Linked DNA regions of Homo sapiens: region 1 is linked to region 2. The links are chromatin loops, found by intact Hi-C in ENCODE. Cell type or tissue: heart right ventricle. All regions are shown on one strand. Each heading gives the region's core, and the rest is flanking DNA. Links, peaks and the distances in the headings are about the cores only. Region 1 holds the start of LOC101927296 (a long non-coding RNA gene). Region 2 overlaps LINC02005 (long intergenic non-protein coding RNA 2005).

What was found. Peaks named below come from ENCODE experiments on the same cell type or tissue, not always from the same donor. Only the 100,000 strongest peaks of a DNase experiment are listed, where the experiment ranks them.
Region 1: a loop joins it to region 2, with 6 times the contacts of the local background. A loop is called at or near these places in 15 of 110 quality-filtered maps.

What each region holds. Positions count from the first base shown.
Region 1 is chr3:73,514,224-73,530,340 of GRCh38, reverse strand. All of the region lies in intron 3 of PDZRN3 (PDZ domain containing ring finger 3), which reads left to right. It overlaps LOC101927296 (a long non-coding RNA gene), which reads right to left and starts at 9,019. Exons shown (of 2, transcript NR_121660.1): 1 at 8,698-9,019. In heart right ventricle, for the core only: no CTCF peak of the experiment used is centred there; DNase peaks (open chromatin) are centred at 8,951 and 9,203; H3K4me3 peaks cover 699 bases; H3K27ac peaks cover 5,056 bases.
Region 2 is chr3:73,840,730-73,856,846 of GRCh38, reverse strand. The region is part of intron 2 of LINC02005 (long intergenic non-protein coding RNA 2005); the gene reads right to left. Among named protein-coding and RNA genes, the nearest start is that of LINC02005, 40 kb to the right of the region's middle. In heart right ventricle, for the core only: a CTCF peak has its summit at 8,493 (motif pointing right); no DNase peak of the experiment used is centred there.

The DNA of each region.
Region 1 (16,117 bases), core at 4,858-12,857, 330 kb after region 2:
TCATTTGGTAGTGGTCTTATGTAACCACTTAATTTTTATTGCAAGAGTGTTAAGTCATAAAAAGTGTCTACACTGTGCTCAGTAAAAGAACCAGACCTCTCTAGACATCTTTGTGGTCATTGTTCCAGCATTCCAGCGTTAACTTCAGGCTGACAGAGAATTCAGATCAACAGAACCACTGTGGTGAGGCCAAAATTTGACCCCCAGAGTGCGATGGGAATTTTTGTTCTGTGGCTTTGCACTGGGCTTTCGTAATGGTTATCAGAGTTTAAGAAATTATGATTACATGAATGGGTAAGAAGTAAAATCATGCTAATAATGATGATGATGATGGTGACAGCTAACATTTATGGAATGCTTACACTTGCCCGGTACTGTTCTGAGGGCTTGCTGTGCATTAATGCATATAATTTTTACAACCATCCTATAAGGAAGGGACTGTTACTCTCTCCTATTTATAGATGATGAACCTGAGGCATAGTGAGATTAAATGACTTGCCTAATATAGAGCATTTAATGAAGTGGCAGAACCTAGACTCAACCCAGCCTGGCTGATGTTTGTTTTTGGTTTGTTTGAGGGAATTAATGAGTAAGTCAATCAAGATGATGTAGTTGGACACAGGCACTTTGAAACAGATTTCTTATCTTTCTATCCAGCCCCTTGGCATCACCTTGATAACCAGCTTTATTTTACTGTTTCTGTGATTTCTTTGTCCCACCCTCCCACAGCCCTTTTGCTTAACAAAGTGCTTTGCGGATAATAGAAAGCCAGTACTTGCTGGCTTGAATTAGAAATGGATGATCTGAGCCATACTAGAGTGCAGTGAGGCAGAAGGAGTCCCAAAGGTGGCAGTGCAAACGTTCTCACTGTAGCAGGGGTACAGAGCCATAGGGGGAGGGGTGGGGACTGTGGGCAGTGAAGAACATGTAGCAGAGAAACCTCAGGTCACCTGTTTGCAGCCCTGGATAGAGGCAGGTGTTTGTTTGCCCTGGCTTGGTACAGTTTTGTCTTAATGCCTTGGGACAAGCACATGGCCAGTGGCAAGGGTGCCGGCACCAAACACTTGCACGGTCTCTTTCCCCACAGCTACTAAACAAGAAGCTAGACCACCAAGCTCTTGAGATTTCTTAGTCCGTGTTTAGAAGATAATCAACAAAACCTTTATGTAGAAAGACAGACCGTAAGATTTTTTCCAGCAGAGGTGCTTACTTTTTATTTGCCCACATGGACCCCGGTTCCAAATCCTTGCTCCACAGCCCTAGCCACAGAGACACAAAACAAAAACCCCTGAAATATCTGTAAGTATACTTTAACCTTGTCAGAGTGATTTTGGAAAACAGGGTGATCAGCAAGTTTTATCCCCACTAACCTTTGGGTTAGTGATTTTTTTGTTTAGAAGGTTTGCTCTGTGTGTGCATGTGCGTGTGTGTGTGTGTGTGTGTGTGTGTGTGTGTTTCCCACAAAAGATTCTTAGGACTAAATGTGTCCACTTTACCTTGCCATTCCCCTTCTTCCTCCACTCCAAAAAGCATTGATGCACAGACCTCAATGCCAGATTGTGTACAACAAGAAATTCTTTACCAATATCCAGTCCCGCAATCTAGTTCATGCTGTTTCACCATCCTTTAAAAATGGTTCGTTTTGTTACTTTTTTTGATCTTCACAACATGGCTCTATTATATTCACAACATGGCTGTGAATATAATTGAAATCCAGCTGGAAATAGAGTGAAGAATAGCATTTAGTGTTTAAATTAGCAGAATTTGAGATCATCCTTATTACTTCGTAATCGCATATAAAAGATCATTCTCTTTCTGAGTCAGTTGTTTATTCTTGACAGTTTATCCCCAAGACTCTCTCTTGGGCTAAAACTGGGCCGTGTTTTCTTTTGGTAACATTACTCTAACTTTAACAGTGCTCCCCTGTATATTGCGTGATTTGTCTAATCTTTATTGATGATTGCTTGCCTCCATTGGCCATTCTTCCCATTGAAATGTTTTTCTCTACACTGGTAGCCTCGAGACTCCTTAGGAAGCTTCCCCTGGCCTTCGGTAAGGTTATAACAGATAGTCAGCCTTCCTGGCACACCAGTTAAAGCAGGACTGGGCGTTGGAAGGTTTTTAAAGCCAGCTGCTCAAAATACCTGCATCCCAGGCAGGTCTAAGGAGGAGAGATCCAAGGCAACCACGTCAGTAATAAGGAGCCATCCAGCCCTCAATCTCTTTAGTCTGGGGGAGCAGCCCTTGACCTCTGAGCCCACTGCTTTTTGACCTTGACCTCCATACTTCTGAGTGTCAGCAAGAGCGATTTGTCCAGGTTTATTGTGTGTGGACATAAGCCGGTGGGCTTTTGGCTATGCCAGCACAGAGAGACCTCATGAGTTGAGCCAATGAACATCTGCTCATCGTGGGATAAGAGTTCTCTGTAGTTCGTGTTTTGCCTCATGCGAGTAAATAGGGGTTTATTTCCATCCTTTGGTTTTTAGGTCAAGTGGTCTTTCTGGGTGGTCTGGGACATGACATGAAAAGTGATTATTTAGGATTCCTCTTGTCCTTCTTTCAACAATGCCGAGCCCACATTAACCAGAGTTCTGGAAAATGAGTCTTTCTACTATTAGGAGTGGGCAAATTCTTTTCGTAATTAGTTAGACCACTTTAAATAGCTCAAAGAAAGACAGCCACTTTCCCTGAAACAACTTTATTCATAGACCTGAGAATTCTGAGAACAGCTCAGAATGTATGATTTTTTTTTTCATGTCCTAGATTTAGGAATTGGAAATAGCGAGGCTGACAGTCAGATTCTAGTACAGATGGAATTTTTGATTCTTCATATTTTATCATAAGAGAAATTAGAAACTTTTAGAAAGAATCGCCTAACCTAATATCTACTGCACATTCGAGGACCTCAGCATTCTAGCTGCCCTTTACTATGAATGCAAGATATCCGTTTCTAATGGATTTTCAATATTGAATTGATAAGATCTAGGATGAAGTATAACTTGTGGCCTTAAAAACCATTTACTGGTTCATATCCTATGCGGAGGATAGGAAGTGAGTAATGGAAGCTGCCTTTTACTGAGCACCTACTTGATGCCAGTCCCTGCATGAGGCCTTCTCCATATATTGTCTCCTTTCATCCTTACCACTGTGCATCAGGAAGGTTATATTGTCCCCATTTCACAGAAGGTAAAAACTAAGACTCAGCCAGGTGCAGTGACTCACGCCTGTAATCCCAGCACTTTGGGAGGCCAAGGCAGGTGGACTGAGGTCAGGAGTTTGAGTCCAGCCTGGCCAGCATGGCAACACCTACTAAAAATAAAAAAAATTAGCTGGGGGTGGTGATGAGCACCTGTAATCCCAGCTACCCAGGAGGCTGAGGCAGGAGAGCCGCTTGAACCCAGGAGGCGGAGGTTGCAGTGAGCCAAGATCATGCCATTGCACTCCACCCTGGGCGACAAGAACAAAACTCCAACTCAAAAAAAAAAAGTAGCTGGGCATGGTGGCAGACGCCTATAGTCCCAGCTACTTGGGAGGCTGAGCCAGGAAACTTGCTTGAGCCCAGGCAGTGGAGGTTGCAGTGAGTCGAGATCACCCCACTGCACTCCAGCCTGCGCAACAGACTGAGACTGTCTGGAAAAAACAATAACAACAACAGCAACAACAACAACAACTAAGACAAAGTTTATGGGACAGGACTAGAGAATATGCACATTCTCCACATTGCTCTGTCTGTATGTCCTCAGTTCATAATTGAATAAGCTTTTGTTTCATGGCTACAGATTTGTTCTTCATAGATATATTGTACTTTGTTTCTGACTGCTCCTGGATGCAAAGTTGATGTGAAAACCTGACAGGAGAGATGTAATGGAGATAATGTTCTGAGTTTATGCTGGTGAGGTGCTGGCAAGGCTGGGGCTTAGAAAACAGAAGTCTCCAGCTCTCTAGTTCCTTATCTGTGGAATGGGTATGGGGATACTTGATGGGTTGGTATGAGAATACTCTGATTGAATTATGAATATACAAGTAAATTGATTTGATGACTCCTTATTCAGCATCTTTTAGTATTGAGGCTGTGGATGGCATTAGATATACAGTGGTGAATAATAATAGTGCTCATTTTACAAAGGGCTTATTATGTACCAGAGAGCGTATTAAGTGCTTTCCTTGCATCATCACTTTTGATTTCAAGCACAGAAAAAACATGAGGTAGGTAATATTAACCCTACATCTACTTAAGATGAAGAAACTACCGCCCAGAGAGGTTCAGTAACTTGCCGAGATCACGTAGTCCGTGCACAGCAGAGCTGAGATTGGGAGCCGACAATCTACCTCTAAAGCCTGTGTTTTCACCATGACATCCTAATGTGTGGCTCCATCTACTGACACAGAGGGTCCCTGCCCTCAGGAAGCTCACAGTCCAGTGGGGAAAGGACAGAAGCGAAGCAAACATAAAGACAATGCACAGCTAAGTGCCATGAAGGAAAGGGACAGAGTGAGATGAGAGAAACAAGCAAGGAAAACCACGTGAGACTGGCGAATGCAGGAAGCCCTCGCTGAGGGGGTGAGACCCAGAAAATGCAGGAGGCAACAAGTAGGGAGCAGCATGCCTCGCCTTGGCAGGGGGACCACCATGTGTGAGCCTAGACATGGGAAAAATCTGGATACCAGGGGCTCAACTAAAGTAGCTGCTCATCATGAGTGCATGTGGTTATTGGTAAAGAATACTTTGAGCTTAAAACGTATTCCCAATCAGTTGGAAGAAGAACTCTGCAGCTCTCTCTCCGGATTTAGTGCCTTCTCTATTTTGTTACATATGTTCAAATTTATGAACATGAAAGGGATTCAGCCTTTGCTTGAATGCCTATAAGTGGCCACATTTCACAAATCCTCTCCCTTCTCCCAAATGTGGGAAAACAGAAGGAAGGAGAAGTTTTGAAGTTCTGCCTCCAGATATTTCCTCAGTGGTCTTTTATGGGGCTTGATTCCTTAGAAACTGACATGTGTTCATAAAACATGGCATTCCTCTGCATATATATACACACACGTATACATAGATACATGACTTAACAAAATTATAACTATGAGCAAGGAAGCCCTCAAAAAAGCAGTTATTATAAATGCTGAAACATGCTATGCATAAAATTAATGAATGTTAATTTATTTGCTCTGCTTTTAACAGGGCCACATCATGGAAACCACCAGAAAAGATTTCAAGAAAAACCTTTCTGCTAGTACCTACCCAGACCTTTTGACTCTGGCATAGAAGGCAATATTTAAAAAAGAAATTATATAGATAATATATATAATTTTATTTATATAAATACATATATATTTTATTATAAATTTATAATTTCTTATATCTGTGATTTTCATATATATGAATCAGATCTATGATTTTCATATATATGAATCGGATCTGTGATTTTCATATGTATATGAAAGATGAAAGATCGTATATATATGAAAATCATAGATCTCCTGCCCTTCTGTGGTATGTTTCACCTCCTGAGACACACTGAATATTTTCCTAAAATTTAAACTAGGATTATGTTCACTTTTAATTTGCATGCCTGGGTAACAATGTCACTAACCTTTGCTACTCCTTTATAAATCGAAATTAATTAAACTGGAGCTTGCCAATGAAAACACAGCCTTTTAAACATAGATTTCTGGTCTGTAGCCCCGTCTAGGAAAAAAAAAATCTCTTTTATTAGAAATTGTTGATCTCACATCAAAGCAGCAAGAGAAAACCAAATTCTCTTTCATTTTTAATAAAAAGGCTTTCTGATCTCCAAGGGCACACCTGACCGTGCCACTTGCAGTACAGGCAGCCTGTGATAAGTGGCCCACAGCAGTCAAAGCCTGTGCTTTCAGAGTTCACTGTTTTTTCCGAACTTGATCTGTTCAGAGAGGCTAATTTGTTACTCAGAGGGAACTTGAAATCTCCCTGTGATTGCCTTGATAGCTGGTGGTAATATGCATCACTGTGGTTTTTAAGCTTTTTTAAAGACTTACTTTGACTATCTTTAAGAGAAAGGAGTTTTGTATTTTCTTGCTTTACATAAATTAAGCCTCAACTTTAAGTTTGCAGCTAGATTGTCTTCTGGTCTCCAAAATTCTTTGATATGTTTACAGCCTTGACTATTAAAAAGGATGATGGTATCTTGCCATGCCTTCTTTTTTGCAGGATTCTATATTAAATAGTAAAAGTCAGCCTGTTAGTCCAAATGTTTCCCAAATACCCTGAATATAGTGCCTTGTGAAAGGAGAGGTCCCGGGGAAGTGTAAGCATGCCCTGTGATATCTACTTGTAAGAAATATTTCATTTCACTGAAACTATCCATTACTGATTTTTGCAAATCCAATAAATTGACTCCCAGGCTCTGAACTCCTTTTACAGAATGCTTTGGATCCTTTGCCAGGGTCTCAGTGAATGCGTTCTCTACTTGTTCATTTCCTGCTGCTTTTTGAAAAGCCTTCTGCCTCCTTTCTGCCAGTTGCATCTGTTCATTCCTAAATGAGTGCAGCTTCCAGAAAGCAGTGGCCAAGGACATCTGAGCAATGGGAGGGCTGTGTGCTCTCCTGCTGTGTAACACTGAGGTTGATGCTTGTCTTATGAAGCCATTCCATCCCTGTAGTTGTGCCACCATATTTTTCTTCGGACCTTTAACCAACTGTTCTGTTTTTGTGATCATATTTTTCACTTATTTGAAGTGCTGTAGTAAATATTTTTTCATAGTATTCCTTATGACCCTCAGTAAAACTTTGGGTTTTTTTCTTCCTGCAAAGAATCCCTATACAGTGCTTTTGTTGTTTGATATTTTATATGCATAAATGTGTGTATTTGTATGTATGTACATATATTAATGTGTACATATATATATATAGCTATTGCAATTTGTGACTATTTAAATAAATGGTATTATAATTTGTTCTAAAGTTTCTTAAGGTAGTCCATTATGTAATCTCTAAATAATGAGAATTGTTTCTCTCTTTCAAATATCTCTTCCTTTTGGCCCCGTATGGTGGCTTATGCCTATAATCCCAGCACTTTGGGAGCCCAAGGTGAGTGGATCACCTGAGGTCAGGAATTTTAGACCAGTCTGGCCAACATAGTGAAATCCCGTCTCTACCAAAAGTACAAAAATTAGCTGGGCATGGTGATGCATGCCTGTAGTCCTGAGCAGCTACTCAGGAGGCCGAGGCAGGAGGATCACTTCAACCAGGGAGGTGGAGGTTGCAGTGAGCCAAGACTGTGCCACTGCACTCCAGCCTGGGCGACAGAGCGAGACTTCTTCTCAAAAAACAAACAAACAAACAAACAAACAAAAAAAACTCTTCCTTTTATTGTGTTTTTCTTGTCATATTTCATTGGCTAGAACATCCTGTGCTATCATAACTTTTCATTTAGACACACATCATTGAGGTTTGAGTGAATTCATAGTTAGCAATTATGTCCTAGAGTAGTAATTCCAATTTTGTCATAAAATATAAAAACTGCAGACTGATACAAGTAATTCATATTAGGTACAACTATTGAAGAACAAATTATGTCATCTCTAAATAATGAGAATTGTTTCTCTCTTTCAAATATCTCTTCGTTTTGGCCAGGCATGGTGGCTTATGCCTATAATCCCAGCACTTTGGGAGGCCAAGAGCAAATCTTCTGTAAAGTGAAATATTCCTCCAAAAACAAAGAGGAAAATTATTGCAGTTCCATTTATCAGGTGCTTCCAAGAGGTCAGATACCAGGTTCAGAGGTAAAAACTCACTGTATTTGATTCTCACATCAAATTTCTGAGGTCTTACCATTGTGCCCCTTTTACTGCCAAGGAGACTAAGGCCTAGAATGTAAGTAACTTGTTAGACATTGTCATAGCATGGCGATAAATGCAGACCCTTCTGAGGAGCACACAGCCTGCTCACTTTATAGCACTAGCATGTTTTGATGCTTATGGCCCCAAGGTAAGTTAAAATGTCTTTCATTTTTATGTCAGTAACTGGAAAGTCTAAAAGTTAAATTAAAAAGAATTCCACTTGTGAGGAAGATCATATCTGGATGTCTATCTCATGTGTATCTCCACATTTAGTGTTACTGTCGATCAGGGGCCAGCATACTTCTTTAAAGGGCCAGAGAGTCAATATTTTAGACTTTGTGGGTTATGCTGTCTCTGTCGGAACTACTCAGCACTACTGACGTGGCATGAAAGCGGCCGTCGACAAGATGAAAGTGAATGGGTGTGGCTGTGTTTCAATAAAACTTGATTTATGGACAGTGAAATTTGAATTTCATATAATTTTCACATGTCATAAAATATTATTATTTCAACCACTGAAAAGCTTATAAGCCTTACAGAAACAGCCCATGGGCCAGATTTGGCTCACAGGCTGTAGTTTGTCAACCCTGCTCACTACACTGAAGTCTTAGAACTTTGACAAAACAGAGAGGGAGAGGTGCATGCAACCACTGCTTCTACAACTCGTCCTTCCCCATGACAACAGGTATTTAACAAACATTTCTGAGGGCCTGCTACTGCATGACAGCCCCAATTTGGGCAGGAAAGATACAGAGACAAAACAAATGTTTTTCTGGAGGTTTTGTAGTCTACTTGGAGAGGCGTTGCAGGGTGGAAGAGGTAAAATAATAATAATAAGAAGAATAATTACAACGCAGTATGCAAAATGCTTTAGACTTACAGCAGAGTGTGCAGCAGCCATCGACTTCAGCAGGCATCTGGTGGATGCTGGGCTTCTAGAATCTCAGGCCCTCTGGAAGTGCATCTCAATCCCCCTCAGTATCTTGTAGCAGGCTAAGTCTTTTTGGAGAGACTCAACAAGTTTTTAGGTCGTGTGATGGAGTTCCTGATTGCACACTGCTGTGCTGGAGGCAATTCAGAGACCTCAGAGCAGCGAGCGAGCCCAGCATCTTTTTAATCTGGCGCCATCTGCCCGCCTACCCCTCCCAAATGCACATTTTGATCCTCTGAAGCTTGGCAAAGCTTTCCTCAGCTGATCTCAGCTCCTCAGAATGAGAGTTAATGGGGAATTGGAGGGCTGTGCACTGGCCCCAGTAAAGATGTCCAGAGCGTGAAGTCTTTCTGCAGGCTGAGCAGAGGAGGGGTGCTGACGGAGTGGCACGCACAACAACCCGTTTAACGAGTCCACCGGCAACCCAGTGCTCCTGAGGGAAAACATACATTGGCAGCACTTCCCCGTGCCTGTCTCCTCCTTTTTCTCTTGCTGACACGTCTCACTTGAATTAAATCCTGGGCTCTGCCATGCCAAGAGTCTTTGGTTGTATTCCTGCTGGCCTTTTCCAGCTGCCTAGCTTCCAAGCCATGTGCAACACATTCCTTCACTAGCTCCTGTTCTTAAATGTAGAGGTTCTCCGGGGCTCTGGCCTCAGCCCACTGATTTTCCAGTGTTTACACGCACCTTGAGTGATGTTATCCTTGCTTGTAGTTGTATTACCATCTGGGTGCTGATGGCTTTTGAATCAGTATTGCCAGTGAGACCTGCCCCCTAGCTTCAGGTTTCTTCCTCAAACTACCTCCCCAAGGGGCTCACCTCTTCCTTATCAACACCTGCTTGCCCCTGCTCCCCCTACCCCTGCTTTCATTTTTTTCTGTGTGTGTGTGCTTGTGTGTGTACAGACACGCATGTAATGTAGGACCTGGGAGTCTTTCATTGTCCTCCTTTTTCCTTTTCCCGCCCCTCTGCTAATTGAGACCCAAGTATCTGGAGGCCTTGATTCAGGGTTGGGCTGTAAAGACAACTTGGATTCTATTCAAAGAGTCTTTTACTTTAGTTCACTCTTGTTGTTGTTGTTGTCGTTGTCACAGGGTCTTGCTCTGTTGGCTGGGCGGGAACATGCAGTGGTGGGATCTCGGCTCACTGCAGCCTTAGCTTCCCGGGCTCAAGCGTTCCTCCTGCCTCAGCCTCCAAAGTTGCTGGGACCACAGGCACACGCCACCACACCCAGCTATTTTTTCATTTTTAATAGAGACAAGGCCTCACCATGTTGCCCAGGCTCCTCTTGAACTTCTGGGATCAAACAGCCCTCCCACCTCAGCCTCCCAAAAGTGCTGGTATTACAGGTGTGAGCCACCACACCTGGCCTAGTTTACTCTTGATATAGCTAATTAGCAGCCCCAAAGATATATAGGAGACAAAGCAGTTTGATATAGCTCTCTGTTACCTCTTTCTTCTCTAAGCAGAGTGCCAGGGGTGTCTTTCCATATGCAAACCTGATGATGTCATCTGCCTGCTTAAAACTCTTCTGTGTTCCCCCCTGCTTTAAGGGCTGACAGGTATGGATGGGATGCAGGTTTTGCAGTGCGCCACCCCCAAGGAACGCCATTCTCATCATAGTCTATGTGAATAACACCTCCTACAGCTGCAGGAGCATTGTACAGCCTGTACTGCTGTCTATGGCAGCTCTGGCCAGTAAGGTCTAGCAGTGCTTGGCCTTAGACTCCTGTCCCACCACATCACATATGACCCTCTCCCTGGTAGATAATCCCAAGGTTTCTGAGTCAGTAGTTCTGGGGTCAGGTATAAAAATCTGCCCTCCTATCACATTCCCGGGTGATGTGATGCTACTGTTCTGGGGAACACACTTTGAGAACCACTGGCATAGCCATAGCTTGACGTAACTTGATGTTTTTTCTGTTACGACTCTTTACTCACTTAGGGCTTCCAGGACATGCCTGGACATGGGCTGCCTAACCCAATTTTGCAAAAGCTGGGGGTATCTCCATTTTATAGAAACAATTAATGATCCCACTTACTCTTTTTAAATTAATATTGAACTCTCCATGAAGCCCATAAACACATTCCTTGTGGAAGAACTTGAAACAGTACAGATTAGTCTAAAGTTCCTTCTTTCTCTCATCTTTGCCCCAGAAGTTAACACTCTTGTCAGTTTGGTATATATCGCTTTTAGACTCTATTCTGAGTTTGCTGGTAGAAAATAGCCTTCGTGCTGGCATTTCCCCCTCCTCTTACCATGAATCACATCATACTGAACCTCCTGTTCCACAGCTTGCTGTTTTTCATTCAGCTGTATGCTCTGGCCTCCTCTTTACGCTGGCGTGTATAGATTTTGCTCAGTCTCCTTGCTCTTCACAGCCACTCTTTCCCACCCTACTTTCTGCCCAAGGGACTCCATCAGCCAGTGCTCCCTGGCTTCCAGGTGGGTGTGGCCAGTGGGAGGAGATCAGAGTGAAGTAGATAAGTGAGGTTGGGGTCTCTCCCTTCGAGGTGGTCTCATGAGGGCTGTGGCTGTGGAGGGAAGTTTCCTGAACTCACTGCACCTCTTCCAAGCACATTCTGCCCTCTGCACCCACTTTGCAATTAGACCTGATTCATCTTAAGTACGTCACTTGTCTCCTCAGGGAACCTCACTACATAGGTGCTATGGGCTGGATATTTGTGCTCCCACAACATTCATGGGTTGAAACCCCATCTTCACGGTGATGGTGTTAGGACGTGGGGATTGGGGGAGGTGATTAGGCCATGACACCTCTGCCTTCATGAATGGGATTAGTGATTATAAAGGAGGCCCCAGAGAATTGCATAGTCCTTTCCACCATGTGAAGACGGAAGGCAACATCTATGAACTGGGAAGCAGGCCCTCACTAGACACTAAATCTTCCAGTGCCTTGATCTTGGAGTTCTCAGCCTCTGGAACTATGAAAATAAATGTCTGTTGTTTATAAGCCACCCAGACTATGGTATTATGTTATAGCAGCCCAAGCAAACTGAGAAAGTAGGTATACCTCAGTCTTTTTTTTTAAGTTTTAAAAAAATTATTGTGGTAAAATATAAATAACATAAAATGTACCACCTTAACCATTTTTAAGTGTACAATTCAGTGGCATTAAGTGCATTCATGTTATTGTACAACCTTTACCATTATCCATCTCCTGAACTTTTTTATCATCTCAAACCAAAACTGTATCTGTTAAACGATAATTACCTATTTTTCCTTCCCCCAGCCCATGGCAACCACCATTCTCCTTCCTGCCTCTTGAATTTGACTACTCTAGATACCACATAGGTGGTATCATACAGGATTTGTCTTTTTATGACTGGCTAATTTCACTTAGTGTAAGGTCCTCAACATTCTTCCATGTCATAGCATGTATCAGAATTTCCTTTCTTTTTAAGGCTAAATAATATGGCATTGTATATCACATTTTGTTTATCCATTCATCCACTAAATGAACACTTGGGTTGCTTCTACCTTTTGGCTATTGTGAATAACACCACTATGAATGTGGGCATCCAAATATCTCTTCAAGACCCTGCTTTCCATTCTTTTGGGTATATACCCACAAGTGGAGTTGCTGAATCATATGGTAATTCTATTTTTAATTTTTTGAGGATGGCCATACTCTTTTCATCTCCAGTTATGTGTATTCTTTGCTTTGACCTGAAAGACATAACAGTTATAATTGCCCTATCTGTATGGTATCCCACATCAAAGAAACTTATTTTAGTCGTGCATGTGAGGTCAGCTGTTTTTGTCTTAACCATTTATAATTTTGATGCTGGAAAATATTTTGGTGCACAAAACATATTACCAAAGTATTATACATTACAGAAACTCTACATCGTCTTGCTTGTGAAATGTGAAGCCATTTTCAAAGCAGATGTGTAAATTACAGATATGGATTCAATTATATGGCATACTGAATATTTTGATTGCCATTGCTATAGATTCTACAAATATCCTGTAGTTTCCTCCCTGCCATTTTGAGAATATTCTCTTGTGTACATTTCATTCAGCCTTTTAAAGAATCTCTTAGCATCCTTTGGGGCCTAAGCCTCGCTGTGACGTTAACTTTGAGGGCTTTTGTTTACCTAGTATCTGTTCTTCTATAAGTAAATTTTAGGTGCCAAAGAGCTCTCGATAATTATGCAATGTTTTGTTGAGAGCTCTTTCACATAGAAACATGACCAGCATAGCTTTTTTCACATAGAAAGAAGACCTGTTTGGAAAATCCTTGGCAAACTAGGATTATAAATTTAAAAGAAACTGTGATTTGTTCTGAATTGTATTATAACTTGCCAAAAGTTAGTCACACATATAAATTATACAGGTTAACTAAGTTAGCCAAAGTCACAGGGCTAGGAAATGGAGGATCCAGAATTTAAATGTGGATCTTTCCACTGTATCACCTTTCTATCCTTCCACATGTGGCCACCTGTGATAGGGTAAACGCACACACACACCTCCTTTCAGATGTTTGGACTGTTTCAACATGCCCCAGATGGGAAGTGAAATAAGCACTTTGTATTCTCCCTTTCGTGATGGAATTTGGGTTACTGGGATTGAGGAGGGGCCACCAAAACTTCAGCATGGCTGTGATAACCGAGCACAGCAACTTGTCCTCATTTTCCATTGTGTGTAGTGTTTGCTTTGACCCGAAAGGCTCCTCATAGCCCATTCCATAGGCACATGAGCACAGCCAGCACCAGACCAAGACCATAAATGGATCTGTAGAAGGTTTGGGCAGGTGTCCAGGACTCCGTGTCCTGTAACAAGTGTAAACGTTTTCTGGAGTGTTTGTTTTAAATGTCAGAACTTGAGGATAATTTTGGCCAGGGTTGTTTTTACATTTTTCATGGATGCCTATTTATAGGTCTGAATCTAAATCTATTTTTTATCCAGCCTACCCAGAAACCATAAAGAAAAAGATTGGTCATTTGACTATATAAAAATTTAAAACTTATGTATGGCAAAAAACATAACAAACTAGCAAGAGGAGATGAAGGGCTAATTTTCTCCTTTCTTAACGTGTTTCTACATGTCAAGGAAAAAGACACACTACCCAATAGAAAAGCAAGATAAGAATATAATCAATAGACATGTGAAAAGGTACTCAACTTCATTCATAATTAAGAAAATACACAACCAAATGATGTTGGCAGAGATGTAACAGTTGGATAATAGGCAACATTGATGGGTGTGTTGACATAAGCACTCATAAACTGTTGGTGAGAGTTTACATTGGTGCAGCTTTTGGCAATATCTATTAAAATTAAAATGTTCATTCTGTCTGGCTTATAAATTCCATAATCTATACTGTGGATGTAATCACAAAAGAGTGTGCCAAGATATGTATGTATACAGGCACACATACATGCACACAAGAATGCTACTTGTAACATTATGCAATGGAAACCCACCACAACAATATATCCCTTCCTCCCAAATTAGAAACAAGATAAATGTTAAATAACAATACATCTATACGGCAGGAAGCCCTATTAAAAAGAATGAAGTAGAGCTCCAAACGCTCAGTTAGACAGATCTACAAACTTTGTGGCAAGCATTTATAGAAGTTATTTCTTAAAATGAGATCTCTATACTGGTATATGCTTTTATCTGAAAGGATACATTAAAAATGAGCAGTAGTTAAACTTTGGGGACTGTTGTTTTAGGTATGTGCATAGGCCTGGTTTGTCCTGCTTTTATTTTGTACTTTTTAAAAGGACTTTTCACCCATGCATTATTTACTTAAATTAAAATTTGATTGAAATCCATGTGAAAATGGTTCTAACAGTTATAGATAACTAAATTTAGCTTTAAGTCTTGATTTCCTCTCTGCAATATAATTGTCCAGAGCTATGCTTTTGGAAAGGAAAAAATGGAGCTGAGAGCTGATTTCCAGAGTATGATCTAGATATATCCTGGGCTCTGCTTTTCTGTGGAAATCGATCTTTAAAAAATATTGGGTGGAGTTAAATTTGAAATAGAGATTCTGTAACGGGTGGATGAGGTCATTTCCTTATAGGAACTTTTTGGAGTTGGGAGAGAAGCACATTTATTTCTAGGTGTTTAAGAAGGGCTGATTGGGCCGGGCGTGGTGGCTCACGCCTGTAATCCCAGCACTTTGGGAGGCCGAGGCAGGCAGATCACGAGGTCAGGAGATCGAGACCATCCTGGCTAACATGGTGAAACCCCATCTCTATTAAAAATACAAAAAAATTAGCTGGGCATGGTAGCGGGTGCCTGTAGTCCCAGCTACTTCGGAGGCTGAGGCAGGAGAATGGTGTAAACCTGGGAGGCGGAGCTTGCAGTGAGCCGAGATCGCGCCACTGCATTCCAGCCTGGGTGAGAGCAAGACTCCATCTCAAAAAAAAAAAAAAAAAAAAAAGGGCTGATTGTTGGTGGAAAAGGAGGCTCTCACCCAATTACCTAGTCAGAAAAGGACACCTAGGCTTTTGTGTCCTTGGAGTCCTTTGTTTCTATACCACCAATGAATCTGTAGGGGTAAAGTACTGGGGTGGAGTGGTTATTCATGTTAGAAAACAGTATAGGGGGATTTTGTTTTACAATCAGGTATGCTAGATTTAGATGTGGCTTCCATCGCTTTCTCACTTTGTAATCTAGCTGAGTTTGTTTACTCGTCTGTAAAATGGGTTTATAGATAATATCTCCGGTACAGAATTGTTAAGTGCTAAATGAGATTATGCAGGTGAAATGCTTGTCTTTGTACCGGGAACATAGCCTTTGTATCTGCCATTATTGTTGGACTACAACTGTACAATTTTAGCTCAAGATTGTGTTCATTTCTGCCAGGATGAAACCAGCAAGCTTAGTTCATTGCTTGGAATTCTGATAGTTAATTGGGTTATAGAACCAGCACTGGTCAACCAGGAAAGCCAAGTCAGAAGATCAGCCCTCAACCGTTGGCTAGGTGCCTGATGAGAAGTGCAAAATATAGAAGATTCAGACCAATTGGTTGAAATTTCTTACATCATATATACTGGAAATGTAGGAATTTAAGTATATTTGTGTATTCATGGCCCTTAAAGCCCAAATCAAGACCAGAAAAGTTGCCTAGATAAGATGTGAGTAAACCCTAAGTATCACTCTCCTTCCTCGACCCAGTCTTCCAGCCCAGCCCTTTTATCATTAACTTTTCTCAACCAAAATCTTGATAGAACTGTATTTTATTGTTACACACATGCACAGATTACACATTATAGTCCATTTGCGTAATTCATCCATCTGCCTCAGACCTGCCTTAACCCTGAAGAGTAGTTTAGGGTCATCTCACATGTTTAACAGCATCAATTCCAACTTGAACTAAGTAGAATAAAC
Region 2 (16,117 bases), core at 4,542-12,541:
TCAGTCTGATGGAGGACAAGGATAATGTCCTATTACAAATTTGCAAAATAAACTTAGAGGCATGATTCAGTAAAGATGTGAGATTTCACCTATTCAAGCACATGATCTGAATTTGCATCTGATCCTGAAGTCCTTGCTTCTAACCACTACACTAGTGTCCCTTTAAAATATTTTGTATGTCTGAACAAAAAAATCATTGATAAAATCCCTTTTAATCACACTTTGGTATCTTTTCTTCTCCCATGAAGGCTTCCCAGATTCGTAAGTCTGTTTTAGCTTCCTGCCTTTGTTCTCCCATAGCAGCCAGTTCCTCTTCTAAAATGACTCCAATCATTTCATATCATTGCTGCCTTGTCTCTCTCTCATAGTGGGATACAGGCTTCTTAAGACCAAGGACCACCTCTTGTTCTCTGTAATCTCCCCAGTGCCTGCCATATTATGAATGCTCAGTAAGTGACTGTTGAACATGGTGATGGATGGGCGAATGGGTGGATACATCTGTAAATGATCAACACACTGAAGGAAGTCACCACATAACTGTTTACCTAAGAAATGTCTATGATAATTAACATAAAGGTAAATAGTAGTCAGATTGGCTACTGTTTGTCAACTTAGATGTCAGTTATTGATTGAATTGGAATTTGTATTCCAAGGTATAATGGTAAGTTTAGTCCAAGCAAGGAGGCGGTAATTTGATGGTTACTGCTCCATTCTGTCATCTCCAGGGCCAGGCTCCCTGCCCCATAACCACAGCTCTACTTTCATCCCCATGCACATGTGTACTTTGAATACATACAACTCTAACCCAAAGTGGCTACTGCTCAGCTTTCTCCCTGTGATCTAGCCTCAGGCAAGGAAGCAGCTGGAGCTCCTCTGCTGCTCCTTTACAATTCTTTACACCATGCTAATGGGAAAACAAGGCAAGTTATAAAACACCATTCACTGTAGGACCCCACTTGGGTTAAAAAAAGAAAGAAAGTCTCTTACATGTGTGTAAAAAAGATAGAAAGGGCATGCCCAAATGATAATGGTAGGTATTTCTGGAAGTAGACAGACGACAGATGGAGAATTTTCTGGCTTTTTATCCCTATTTCCTAATCTTTTCTATAACTATACTAGATTTCTGATAAAATAAAAACAACACTTAAACAATAGCAATTCTGAATTCACAGCAACAATTGTGATGACTATTGCTTTATCATTCAATATATACTGCCTTTCCAATTCACAGTAAGTTCCTTGGGATCCGGTCACGTGATGCCCTGAAGTGTCAACTTCTTAGCCCTTAGCAAAGTGCTCTGCAGAGCAGGGTCTAGATAGCAAACAAATGAACTCTCAGTTTCTGTTTATAATTCGAACACTCATGCTTAGGAATTTTTCAGATTCTCCTCCCAAATTTTGTGAAAATCTAAAGGATATTTGTACATTTGGGGATTGTCAGTCCTTGGAATAATGTTGGCTTGAGGTCAGAAAGAAGAGAAAGTAAATGCCCAGTCAGTTATGCAAAAATATGCATTGATTCTGATGAGCTTTTAATGGTAATCCTTTTTCATCTTTTTTCCTCATTTTTCGTAAACACATTATTTTCCATTGCAAAGCAGACCTGTCTTCATGGTGTGTTTGTGCACAGGCTGAGAATCCAGGGAGAGACAAGGAAGCCAATGTTTACTTTTAAATTAATCCATCTCTTCTGAAAATGCCAAATGTGCATGGCCATAGCAAGACTGTCAGGGTCTTACTCAGAATGCATTTCATTAGGACTGTCATTTCTCCTGGGCTTCCAGCAGACCTGGTGAAGAGCTGACCTCAGGCCTCAAGCAGGGTCAACTTCAATCATAAATACCACAGATGAGTACAGTACAGGAGGACTATCATGTGGCTGGATCTTGAGTTGTGCCTCAAAAATTAGGGCTATGTATATATCTTCCAAATGGAATCAAGAGAGACTCCTCACACAATATGGAAAGAAACTTCCAGGAGAACAGGGAACAAAGAGTTAACAGCACAAGCTTTGCCATCTGGTAAACTTTAATTCAGTGCTGTGCTCCACTGGACCACTGTGGGTCAATGTCTCTTAACCTCATTTTCCTCATTTGTAAAATGTGGATATTGGTGGCTAGTCCACAAATTCCCTGAGAGGTTTAAAACAGATGACATGTGTGTTTCACTTAGCAAACTGGCAGTGCCCAAAAGACATTTTTATTAACATGAACAGTTGTAGCACAGCAACGTGCGATAGTTGAAGAAAAAAGCCAAAACACCATAATGAGAGAGAGGCTGTGGGTCCAATCTCTATTTTGCCACTAAGTACATCATCATGGACAGTTGTGTAATTTCTGGTTCTCAGTTCCTTCATTGGTGAAATAAATAAGTTGGCCTGACTTTAGGATTGCAAACTGGCCGACTACCGATGTGGTTTATTTGGAAATTGGAGAAATTCCCCCAAAATTGAGAAATTTCTCTAAAATACCTATATGCCTGGTTTCTAACAAAACTCAGGAGAGCATTTCCATATGGCTATAACTGAGCAGCAGAAAGCTTTTAAACAGGGCATCTACTCTCCAGTTCACCACAGTCTCCAAAAGTTCTTATACAAAGATCACCTAATTAATTTGCATTAATTTCCTGCTCCCTGTAACCATTTAGGTTTGCAACCCATGGATGAGACCAGTGGTTCTTAACTTGGGTGCATGTTAGCATCACCTGACAACTATTTAAAAAATAATAGTGCTGCAGCCTCCCCGAGACCAGTTAAATCAGAATTGTCAGTAGAGTCTGGACATCTGTATTTTTCAAACCTGTATCATTAAAAAGCTCTTCAGGCATTTGAAATCCACAACCAGGGTTAAGAACTGCTAGACAAGGTGTTTTCTATGATTGTGTCAATGAGGTAGTATCTTGATTTCATAATCATTCATTTTAATACCACTCTAGCCTACATGTATAGACAACTATTATATAAAAATTATAATATATGTTCAAAATACAACTACTATTCATTAAAACATGATGAAACACAGCAAATGAGAACCTAAGTTAATTCCGTCTGTGTCTTCCCTTTAATAGCCACAAGAATTTGGAGATTAATTTTTTGCTTATCCCCAAAATTATTTTATTTTTAAAAAAATATACAATCTTTTGTCACTTTTATGTTTTCTTTTTTGCATCTTATTAGTTACCAGTTCCTACATGAAGCTTTGAAACTTTTTCTAGATTTAATGTTTCGATGTTCTCCTGTAATTACTCTAGGCAAGGAAGAAAATGCATGCTATTACTCACATGCCCCATATTGCAAAGTAACATTTAAAAAAGCCATTAATTTCTTTAGAGAGGGACACCATTTCCAAATTCCAAAATATTCTCTTTACCCTCCCTTTTTCCTTTTGGTTCCTCTGAATATTTAGAGAACCTTCTAATAAATTTTCTCATCTACTTACAACTTTTAAAGTTTATTTTAATGCTCTTAAACTTTTAATTAAGAAAAGGAACATGTCTGATTTTATTACTTTAATTCACTTACAGTTGAATTTTTCATTTCTATCCACTGTGCTGTCTACAGAGTTTGGAGCAAAAAGTTCAAAAGCAAAATTAAGGTTGATATAAAGCAGTGATTTTCAATCCAGGGAGATGTTGCCCCCCAGGGGGCATTAGGCAATGACTAGAGATATTTTTGGTTGTCATGACTGGGTGTTGATCCTGCTGGCAACTAATGGATAGAAAATAGAAATGGGGTTAAACATCCTACAATGCACAGGACCTCACAACAAAGGGTAGGCTGACCCAAAATAATAACGGTGCCTAAACTGAGAAACCTGATATAAAACTTTTTTTTTTTTCACTTTGCTCCACATGGGTAACTAAGTTGTGGGCTTTCAATCCCTGACCATGGAAAAATCATTAAGAATATGCCTTCAGTTTAAAAACGTGAACTATTATTCTGCCCCCCTTCAAAGAACTTTGTGCTCTGAAATGAAGGGATATGTACAAATTCTGGCCAATTAGTCTGTGGCTTATTTAAGAACAGGAAGAGGACAAGGTGTGGCAAGGACTCAGGAAAGGAGGCAACCAAAAGAAAAAGTATTTCATTATATTTATGCTAATTCTTCATGCTTTACGTCTTCATAAACATGGGAAATTTGTGTGGAGAATGATAGCTCTTTCATGGGAAATGAGAACTTGCTGGTATTAACTGGCATAATTACAAACTGGCATGGGGAATCTGTGCATTATACTGTTTAAAAAAATGCATTATCCACAAAGAATGACCAGAGGTCTGTTCAAAAGACATATGGTCAATTTCTAAGACTTGAATCCTCTGGCTTTTAAGATGATGCTGGGTTGAAATGCACGTTCTTGAATTAGGAGTTCTCATGGACCACAGTTATACAGGATTCATGATTTTTTTTTTTAAAGATGGCTTTTGAAATGTGACTGGGATCAGATGAAAAACACCCTATAACAGCTTTTTCTTTTTCTTTTTTCTTTCTTTCTTTTTTTTTTTTTAGAGACATGGTCTCACTCTGTCACCCAGGCTGGAGTCCAGTGGCATGATCTTGGTGCTCACTGCAGCCTTAAGCCTCCTAGGCTCAAGTGATTCTCCCATCTCAGCCTCTAGAATAGTTGGGAGTACAGGCATTCGCCACCATTCCCGAATAATTTTTGTCTCACTTTGTTGCCCAGGCTGGCCTTGAACTCCTGGGCTCAAGCAATCCTCCCACCTTGGCCTCCAAAAGTGCCTGCAGGTGTGAGCCACCACACATGGCCCCAAAACACCCAATAACCGGTTTCCTTTGGTCAGAACTGCTAAATTTATTTGGTAAAGGGTTCTTCTTGTCTCTAGCTCTACCTGGCCATTTCACGAAGCTCAATGAATACATCAGGAGTACAAACTACAAATTAGGTAGTGCATGTTTCAGATAAAGGTTGAAAGAGATAAGAACAGATAAGACACATCATGGGACCAAACCAAAGAAAACACACCTTTGGGCTGGGTCTAGCCCACAGGCCACTAGCTTGAAACTGATAGACAAATAAGCTCTAAAGTCCTTTTCAGTCCAAAAATTGTATGGTTTTATTTTTAGCAAGAAAACTCATTGCTGCTAGGCATATTTTTAAAATGCGGTTATTTCCCTTATTGTGTCATTTCCCTGCTCAAAAGTCTACAGTCTACAGTTGTTCCCTACTGTCCCTCAAATTAAATCCAAGCTTCTAAAAATGCAGAGCTCTACAATCTGGTCCAAGCCTCCCTTTCCCCCCTAATTTCACAGCATCTTCTGACATTCATTCTAGCTTTCAGCCCCAGAGGATTTCACGTTGCCTCAACCAAAACATCACCTTCCTATCATACTTCCCTTCCCTATCATACTTCCCCTCCTGGAGTCTTTCTTTGCCCAATCACTATCTCAAAGCAGACTGCTCTCTCCTACCCTGTCTTGTCCAAAGCCCATCATGCTCCATTCTCAAATGTCTTCCTTTTCAAGTCCTTCCTAATTCCCCCAGAGAGATGACTATTATCCTTAACACTTGAATACACCTCTGGCCACAATCTACCTGACAGGGTGAAATAGATAAGATTTTAGTCCTGGGCATCAGCTTTACCATTAGCTAGCTCTTAACTCAGGGCAATTTATTTAACCTGTTAAACCTCAGCTCCCTCACCTCGTTAATGAGCATGTCACCCAGGTTTGAGCTGTAACCCTTGTTCTCAGCAGGTGACTGCTTAATCTCTCCATCAGTTGTGCTTAGTTCACAAGTTGGTTTCTATAAGAAATCTAGTTATACCATGCAGTGTAGAAGCTCATGCTTTTAAGTAAACACCTCTTTTACTTAAACAAGTATTTATATCATCTTCAAATTCTTCCCTCTACCTCTCCCACCCCACCTCCTCAGCACTTTAACCACTCCCCCAGTTCTGATTTTTTTCTCTCTTGGTCTCTTCAGACATCGTAGATGTATCCACTTTGATTATGCAGAAAATTTCACTCTGTCTGTGATCCTACATTCATGCTTACAATCCTGAAGTCATCTTCCATTTTCATAAAACAAGGAAATTCTTGGCTTCTTAGAAAGTGCCGGAATTGCAGTGCTATTTACAATAGCAAAGGCATGCAATCAACCTAAATGTCCATCAATGATGTACTGAATAAAGAAAATGTGGTACATATATACCATGGAATACCATGCAGCCATAAAAAAAGAATAAGGTCATGTCCTTTGCAGGGACATAGATGGAGCTGGAGGTCAATATCCTCAGAAGACTAACACAGGAAAAGAAAACCAAATACCACATGTTCTCACTTATAAGTGGAAGCTAAATGATGAGAACTCACGAACACACTGAGGGTAACAACACACACTGGGGCCTTTTGGAGGGTGAAGGGTGGGAGGAGGGAGAGGATCAGGAAAAATAACTAGACTTAATACCTGGGTGGTGAAATAATCTGTACAACAAACCCCCATGACACAAGTTTACCTATGTAACAAACCTGCACGTGAACCCCCAAACTTAAAAGTTAAAAAAAAAAGTAATGGAGATATTAACAATTTTTTGCTACTAACAATAGTAGTACCCATCTTATGGTATTGTCATACAGAGATGTAATCCATATTTATGTGTTTAGCATAGATCCAGCGCATAGTTAAGTGCTCAAATCTTAGGATACTGTGATTACAGTTCATCTTGTTTTGTCTTATAAGATTATAGACACGTTAAGGGGAAGACCCTTATTTTATTCATCTTTCAATAAATAGCACAAAATTCTGTTCTCTGCCTTGGCTCCACATCAGTCACCTAGAGACTTTGAGCAAACGCTCAGGTCCCCATTCCACATCAGGCACATCAGAATGCCTCAAGTGGGGGCCTGCGTATCAGTGTTTTCCAGGTAACTTTACTGTGCACCCTGGCTTGCAACAACCATTTAACCTATTACCTTACATGCAGCAATAATAACTGCTACTGCAGGTCTCACTCTTCTTACAGGATAAGCATTATCCTAAGCGCTTTTTTGCCTGGATTACCTCATGACAGTAGTTGCTAAAGATCCCCAGGTAATTCCAATATACAGCCGAGTTTGAGAACCGGTTCCTTATTAAACTCTCACTACCGCCTCTTGCAGTAGAGTGTGTTGTTATCCACGTCTTACAGTGAAAACTGAGGTTTAGGGAGCTTAAGCAATGTGCTGGAGTCCTTCAGACAGCAAGTCAAGGGTGAAGATGAAATTCTGACTTCATTCACAGGTCTCCAGGCTTTCTTAGGAGGAAACAAGTAAGTGTTGCTAGGTTGAGTTCTCTTGCCCTTAGCCTCACAGCAGTTGTTGCTAAGTGGGAGAAATGTTCTTGTGATGCTCCATTTTCTTTTCCCTGTCACAACCCAGGTCATGTTTTTCACTAGCTGTTCATATTGGTACTGCATTTCTACCCTCTCCATGATGCTTCTTAGCCAAAGAGATTTAAAAGCCCTGATATGTTATTTTGTACCATAAAACAAATCCTGAGATCTTGGCATACTTAAAGGAGGACATGCCTTGATTTCAAATCCATATTTGCAAATAAGAATATTCTCCCATCCTGTGCATTAAGATATTTGGTAATAATAATGACCTACTTTTGTTATACTGCTTTATAGATTTTAAATGAGGTAAGGTGGAATAATGTCTCTTGAACTCTAAAAGGTTTGCAGTTTGGGTTCTAGCTATGCGTGTGAGTAAAATTTTAGTTACCTAAGAGATTTAGCTTAATCTCATAAATGATTTTAATGTAAGAGAAAGTAGAAAACAATCTAAGCCAACATTTCCCTTAAAGTCTTGATAGAAAAAAACCATAATTCTCTAGCTGGAAGAAAGAAGTAGCCAAGTCATAGTGTTGCCAACACATAAAGTATATGTTTACCCAAATGAAATATTTTTGATTTGCTAATTTATGAAGCTGTGCAGTTGGGCTAGGCTTTTCTCACTGGTTCCTCCTTCTCCCTACACTACTGTAAGCATGCAGGATTCACCTTATCCCCCATTCACCTGCTCTATAGAAGCCCCCACTTCCAACATCCAGATCAATGGTTCTCAAGCTTTAGGATACATCAGAACCACCTGGCCAGCCTATTAAACCACAGCGTTCTGGACCCCACCCCCAGAGCTTTTGATTTGCAATTCTAGGAGGTCCAACTATTTGCATTTCTAAAAAGGTCCCAGGCATTGCTACTGATCCAGGAATAACACTTTGAAAACCATTAAGTTATATGATCAAATGATCTATTAAAAGCTGAAAAATTTGTGCTTTTTCTGAAATTTCAATAATCAGGAGCATGAGGGTAAAGCATGAATATCTTTTCATGTCTAAAGAAGCACTTTGACTAACAGGTGCTGACAATAATATATTAACAAAGCAACAAGTATTTATTGAGCCCTGCTACAGTCTAAGTAGATGCCCCTGCGTCTACTTAACATTGGCAAAAGCAACGAGGTATTGTGAGAATTGTAGCAGCCCTGGTTACCTGTAGGTGGCAGAATATTCTAGCATAAATGACTTTTTAAATTTTTCTCGTAAAATGATTGATAACTTTCAGAAAGATTTACCAAAATCACTGTTATTTTTAAAAAGAGAAGGAAACATTTTAAAGTATAATGGATATAATATTCTATACAAGAAAAGGAATGTTATAATTTGCATCATGTATTTGGTAGGTATTGAAAAAGCAATATTTAATAGTGCTTATGAAAAATAAGTATTAAACACTATATGCAAAGCTATGTATTAAGTGTTTTACATGAGTTCTGTGGCTTAATGCTCGTGGCAAGCCTATAATGTTAATATTCCGGTTAAATAAAAAAGAAATCTAAGGCTCAAAATTCTACTCATTCTTCAAGTCCTGTTACATGTAGGCTTTTAGTTGTTTCATAAAGCTTTTGCTTAACATCCCTTTATAGGAAGCAATCTCGTGCCTTCTTCCTCCTCTCCATCTCTCATAGTAGTTTTCATATTGTTTGTTGGATTACTGGTGTTCGTGTAATCATCATATTCCTCCTTTGCAAGAATGTTGTAAGAATTAAAATTTTAAATGAGGCAATGTATATAAAAGTAATTTGTAAACACACACACATACAAATTATTATAAACATATTCTGTTTAGTGAGTTGAATGGTGGACCTTGTAAAAGAAAATCTCAGAACCCCAAAAGGAAAAAAAAAACTAAGCTGAAAGCTGAGTCCTGCAAGAAACTGCCTTTCCTTTTGTTCCTAAGCAGATAGTTACAGACGAAAGGTAAGATATCTCCACAGCGAGCTGCTCTAGGTTCACTTTATCTTTATGTAAAGTGATGATTTACTGAACATGAGTCAAATACACGATTGACTATTCTGCTCCTTTTCTCTTACAACATGTAGATTCAGTAATATGACCATACCCTCCCCCTTTCCCCTCCAGCCTGCTTTTCCCCTTTAAATATTGAAGCCCTCAAAATCATCTTTGGAAAAAGGAACGGACCACAGACTGCTTCTGTGATTGTGTATTTCTTTTTTTTTCTGGGCATGTTCTTAACCTTGGCAAAATAAACCTCTAAATGATTGAGATCTGACTCAGATACTTTTGGGTTTAAACCCCAAAAATGGTATGTTCACATCCTAATCTCCAGAACCTGTTAATGCAACCTTATTTGGAAAATGAATCTTTGCAGACGTAATTAAATTAAGGATCTCAAGATTAGATCATCCTGGATTATCCCAGCAGGTGCTAAATCCAATGACAAGTGTCATTAAGAAGACATACAGAGAAGACAATCACAGAGAGAAGAGAAGGCAATTTTAAAACACAGGCAGAGACTGGAGTTAGGCAGCCAAACACTGAGGAAAGTCTGGAGCTATCGAAAACTGGAAGTGGCCAGGCACAGCGGCTCATGTCTGTAATCCCAGCACTTTGGGAGGCCGACGTGGGAGGATCACTTGAGATCAGGAGTTCAAGACCAGACTGGCCAACATGGCGAAACCCCAACTCTACTAAAATTACAAAAATTAGCCTGGTGTGGTGGTACTCACATGTAGTCCCAGCTACTCGGGAGGCTGAAGCAGGAGAATAGCTTAAACCTGGGAGGTGGAGGCTGCAGTAAGCCAAGATCATATCACTGTACTCCAGCCTGGGTGACAGAGCAAGACTCCATTTCAAAAAAAAAAAAGAAAAGAAAAAGAAACTGGAAGAGGCAAGGAATGATTCTCCTCTAAAGCCTTGAGAGAGAGTATGGCCCTGCTGACACCTTGACTTTTGGACTTCTGGCCACAAAACTTTGAGATAATTAATTTCTGTTCTTGTAAGTCACACAGTTCATGGCAATTTGTTACAGCAGCCCTAGGGAATCAATCCACACTGTAATAATAAAAGCTAAGATTTATGGAGCTCTCAGTACATGCGTGCCAACCCAACACATAAGTTTGTTCAATCCACATAACCAATCTATTAGTTGAGTCCTCTTAGAATCCATATTCTATAAACCAAGAAACTGAGGTCTAGAAAGGTTAGGTAACTTGCCCCAGGTCACACAACTACTAAAGGGCAGTTAAGAGACTCCAACTGCAATTGCCCTGACTCTAAACATCCGTCCAGCCACTACCTTTAAAACCTTTTGGTGTACTATAGGAAATAAAAGGTGAAGAGACATTCCTCCTTTGTTTAATGAGTAGGTTCATAACTTTTTAATGAAGGAGGATTTAACAAATTCAGAAGGAATGTTTTCTTAGTAACATTGTCTTAATGGCACAGTCATTAAGATTGTTAGGAAGAAATTTTGTTTTAGGTCTATTAGCAAGATAACATTGGAGCACAGAAATTGTCAAACCGAACACAGTCCCCACGATGTGGAGAAGAAAAATCAGAATCTCCATGGGGAGGTGATGCAATTATAGTTTGAAGGAGCATATTCAAAGTTACAATTTTATATTTCTTAGGTGAAAAGAGTTACTTTTCTTTTTAATATTTGTTTATTAGATAGGGTCTTGCTATGTTGACCAGGCTGGTCTCAAACTCCTGACCTCAAGCAAAACTTTCATCTCAGCCTCCCAAAGTTCTAGGATTACAGGTGTGAGCCACCTTGCCCTGCCAATTTTTTTAACTTAAGGAATTTTCTTCTGGAGTCTTCCTTTAATTTCATGTTCCTCAAAGTGTAGCCATTACTTGTTTGTTTGTTTTTTCAATTTAAGAGATAAGGTCTTGCTATGTTGTCCAGACTGGTCTCGAACTCCTGGCCTCAAGCAATCCTCTAGCTTCAGCTTCCCAAAGTGCTAGGATTGCAGGCGAGAGCCACCATGCCAAGCTAGTGAAGCCATTTTACTCCAAGTGCCTACTTCACCTAAGTGCTTGGTTTGTTGTTCTTGTTGTTTTTAAAAAAGAAAACTCAGGCCCAGACCTACTGAATCAGAATCTCTGCATGTGAACCTGGGTATAAGCCTTTTAACAAGCTCTGAGGTTGAGCAATAAGTTGGAGAACTCCTGCCTTCACATTGTCCACAACTATGGTGCCACCAAAGGAAGATTTCATATTACAGCAGCCCTAGGGAATCAATCCACACTGTAACAATAATAAAAGCTAAGATTTATAGAGTTCTCAGTACATGTGCACCAACCCTACACATAAGTTCATTCAATCCATATAACCAGCCTGTTAGTTGAGTCCTCTTAGAATGGAATTGGTTTTACGTCAGTCGGTGGATTTCAGATAGGGTCTTAATGCCACTAGTCACTTTCTAATCTTGGGCATCAAAACCCTGAAACTCAGTACAGTGAGTGGTGTACCATCTTTATGCTAGGAGAGTAAGGGTGGTGGATGGTAAATTTTAATGTAAAAACATAAAGCAAAAATCAGTGATACTTAAAATTACTCTTGAAAAAGGAAAATAATTTCGGTTGCCCAGCATTGAGAAATTTCTGCTTCTTCCATTGTAAATGAAGACTTCTTGCTTTTAAGGAGTGTGTGTGTGTGTGTGTGTGTGTGTGTGTGTGTGTGTGTGTTGGGAGGGAAGATAAATGCATCTTTGAATACTTAACTTGTTCTCACCCCAGTGTGATTTGTTTTTCACCCAGTGAGAGGAACAAAGTGGTGGCGATTAGGGGCAGAATAAATAACAGGTCTACCTCTTCTTCACACCAACTCCTGGACACAAGATCTTTATGTAGAACATAGAACAAATTTGGAACATCATTTTTTTTCTCCCTTATTCCTTCAGCTTCTTTCTCCCTTTCTCTTTTTGCCAAAGGACTGTCATCAAATTCACATCAGTGAAATAGATTAATGATGGGATTCCAATACATTCTCCTCCGAAAAATGGATATCTCACCTTGAGAGTGTTTTAAATTACATCCTTAGTGCAGTGTCTGGCATGTCATAAACATTCAGTAAAAGGGAGTGATCTTTTTCAAAGCTGCTCCTGCTACTGTCATTAGTGTCAGGGATGTTTGAGAATTAAACAAAATATATATCTAAGAAACCTAGACTACAGTAGATGCTTTCAAAAATAGCTAGTATAATTATTTTCATAGCATGGCCAAATACCTAGGCCTTGAAGATGCTGAAGACATCCCTGCAGATTGCCATCCTGTATATGAGAGGAACATGTCATACTGGCTACATGAAGGAATTATGAGTTTCTGTTTACATGGAGGGTTTTTTTCATCTCATATTAGAATTTCTATCAACAAAGAAGTCTTTCCTTTGAGAATAAAATACCTAGGAATGCAACTTACAAGGGATGTGAAGGACCTCTTCAAGGAGAACTACAAACCATTGCTCAATGAAATAAAAGAGGACACAAACAAATGGAAGAACATTCCATGCTCACGGATAGGAAGAATCAATATCATGAAAATGGCCATACTGCCCAAGGTAATTTATAGATTCAGTGCCATCCCCATCAAGCTACCAATGACTTACTTCACAGAACTGGAAAAAACTACTTTAAAGTTCATATGGCACCAAAAAAGAGCCCCCATTGCCAAGACAATCCTAAGCAAAAAGAACAAAGCTGGAGGCATCACGCTACCTGACTTCAAACTATATTACAAGGCTACAGTAACCAAAACAGCATGGTACTGGTACCAAAACAGAGATATAGACCAATGGAACAGAACAGAGGCCTCAGAAATAACACCGCACATCTACAACCATCTGATCTTTGACAAATCTGACAAAAACAAGCAATGGGGAAAGGATTCCCTATTTAATAAATGGTACTGGGAAAACTGGCTAGCCATATGTAGAAAGCTGAAACTGGATCCCTTCCTTACACCTTATACAAAAATTAATTCAAGATGGATTAAAGACTTAAATGTTAGACCTAAAACCATAAAAACCCTAGAAGAAAACCTAGGCAATACCATTCCGGACATAGGCATGGGCAAGGACTTCATGTCTAAAACACCAAAAGCAATGGCAACAAAAGCCAAAATAGACTAATGGGATCTAATTAAACTAAAGAGCTTCTGCACAACAAAAGAAACTACCATCAGAGTGAACAGGCAACTTACAGAATGGGAGAAAATTTTTGCAATCTACTCATCTGACAAAGCGCTAATATCCAGAATCTACAAAGAACTTAAACAAATTTACAAGAAAAAACCGCATCAAAAAGTGGGCAAAGGATATGAACAGACACTTCTCAAAAGAAGACATTTATGCAGCCAACAGACACATGAAAATAATGCTCATCATCACTGGTCATCAGAGAAATGCAAATCAAAACCACAATGAGATACCATCTCACACCAGTTAGAATGGCAATCATTAAAAAGTCAGGAAACAACAGGTGCTGGAGAGGATGTGGAGAAATAGGAACACTTTGACACTGTTGGTGGGACTGTAAACTAGTTCAACCACTGTGGAAGACAGTGTGGCAATTCCTCAAGGATCTAGAACTAGAAATACCATTTGACCCAGCGATCCCATTACTGGGTATATACCCAAAGGATTATAAATCATGCTACTATAAAGGCACATGCACATGTGTGTTTATTGCGGTGCTATTCACAATAGCAAAGACTGGGAACCAACCCAAATGTCCATCAATGATACACTGGATTAAGAAAATGTGGCACATATACACCATGGAATACTATGCAGCCATAAAAAAAGGATGAGTTCATGTCCTTTGCAGGGTCATGGATGAAGCTGGACACCGTCATTCTGAGCAAATTATCACAAGGACAGAAAACCAAACACTGCATGTTTTCACTCATAGATTGGCATTGAACATTGAGAACACTTGGACACAGGGCAGGGAACATCAAACACGGGGGACTGTCATGGGGTTGGGGGCAGGGAGAGGGATAGCATTAGGAGAAATACCTAATGTAAATGACGAGTTAATGGGTGCAGCAAACCAACATGGCACATGTATACATATGTAACAAAACTGCACGTTGTGCACAGGTATCCTAGAACTTAAAGTATAATTAGAAAAAAAAAAAAAAAAAGAAGTCTTTGCTTTAAATGTTTGCCAGACCAGCAGTCTCCTGAAATACTGATCTACTCCTTACAGGCCATTAACCCAAACCCAGCTAGATATTTTCTTCTTCTTCTTCTTCTTCTTCTTCTTCTTTTTTTTTTTTTAGAGAGAGGGTTGCCCAGGCTGGTGTGCAGTGGCACAATTATAACGATCCTTCTTCCTTAGCCTCCCCCAGCTGAACAGTTCTAATTGGCTAGAGAAGAAAAAGCTAGTTTGAATGACCAACCTCTTTCCTAATTTCTCATTCCTAAAGATATTGAGGAAAGAAGAAGAGATGTCTTGACATGTCTGTACATTACCGTGATCAGTTTCTCCACGGAGCTAAATTTGACCGGTCATTTTTGGAAACATAATATTATTTATTCATTTACAAAAACACAGATCCCTGTCTGCAGTTCTGTTCTTGTATCATTAGCCCTCTCCACTGGATGGAATTATTTGCTACATAATTGCATTCTCAGACTCCTCCATGCTTGGATCCCTGATGTGATTGACAATAATGACTCCTCTGGTGCCCACTGGTATATTTACACAAGCCAATAAGAAATGCAGCAAATCACTCAATATGATATCTGGTTTTAGGCACTGCATCTGGGATATAGCACATCATCCTTAAAAACTGTAAAGAAACCTAGAAATGTAAGAAATCCAGGATGAGGTGAGATCCATCAGTCTATTTCAGTTTAATCTTATGGAAAAGAAAATAAGAAGGAAAACTGAAAAACATTCAAATGAGCTTCCAATTGACAAAAGGCAACAATGAGAACAGATATTTAGACCTCACTGTAGACAAACTACTGAGAAGGAAGAATTTAGAACAGTTAAGACACATTGCTGTTTTTTAAAGAGCTTCATTTGCTTTCCTTGACTTAATTTATTTTAACATGTAAGCTGTATCATCTATTTCGGGACTAACAATTCTTTAGTTTGTGGAAGCAGTATTTCATCACAGCATTTCAAGGCTTTACACACATACACTCTAAGGACATACCATACATACCAGATAAGTGCAAAATGGAACAAGGTAGGGCTCAATTTTCTTTGACAAAGTAGATATAACCATTTAAGTAGCAATTAGATCAAGAAATAAGACATTACTAGCACCCTAGAAGGCCCACTCAAGCCAAGGAGCTACTGTCCCCCAAAAGGTAACCAGTGACATCTAACACCAGAGATTTACTTCACCTGTTTCTGAACTCTTAGACTCATCAATTTGTGTTCTTTTGTGCATGACGTCTTTGCTTGACTTATATTTCTTTGATTTTCCCATGCCATTACATTTGCTTGTTCTCATTGCTTTAAAGGGTTCCATTGTGCAAGCTATAGTACTTTTTATGCATTTTATTATGGATGGACATTTGGATTGCTTCCAGCTTGGGGCTACTGTGGATAGTATTGTTATGGACACTCTAGTACAAGTCTTTTATGCACAGCCTGGCCAATTATTTTGGTTATATAGATAGGAGCCAGTTTGCTTACATATGTTTAGCTTTACTAAATATTGTCAAAGAGTTTTCAAAGTGGTTATATTTATTTGCACTTTTACCAGCAGTACGTGAAACTTCCAGTTGTTCCATATCCTTACCAATACTTCGTGTTATCTCCCTTTTAACATAGACTTTCTGGTGGTCTGAAATAAT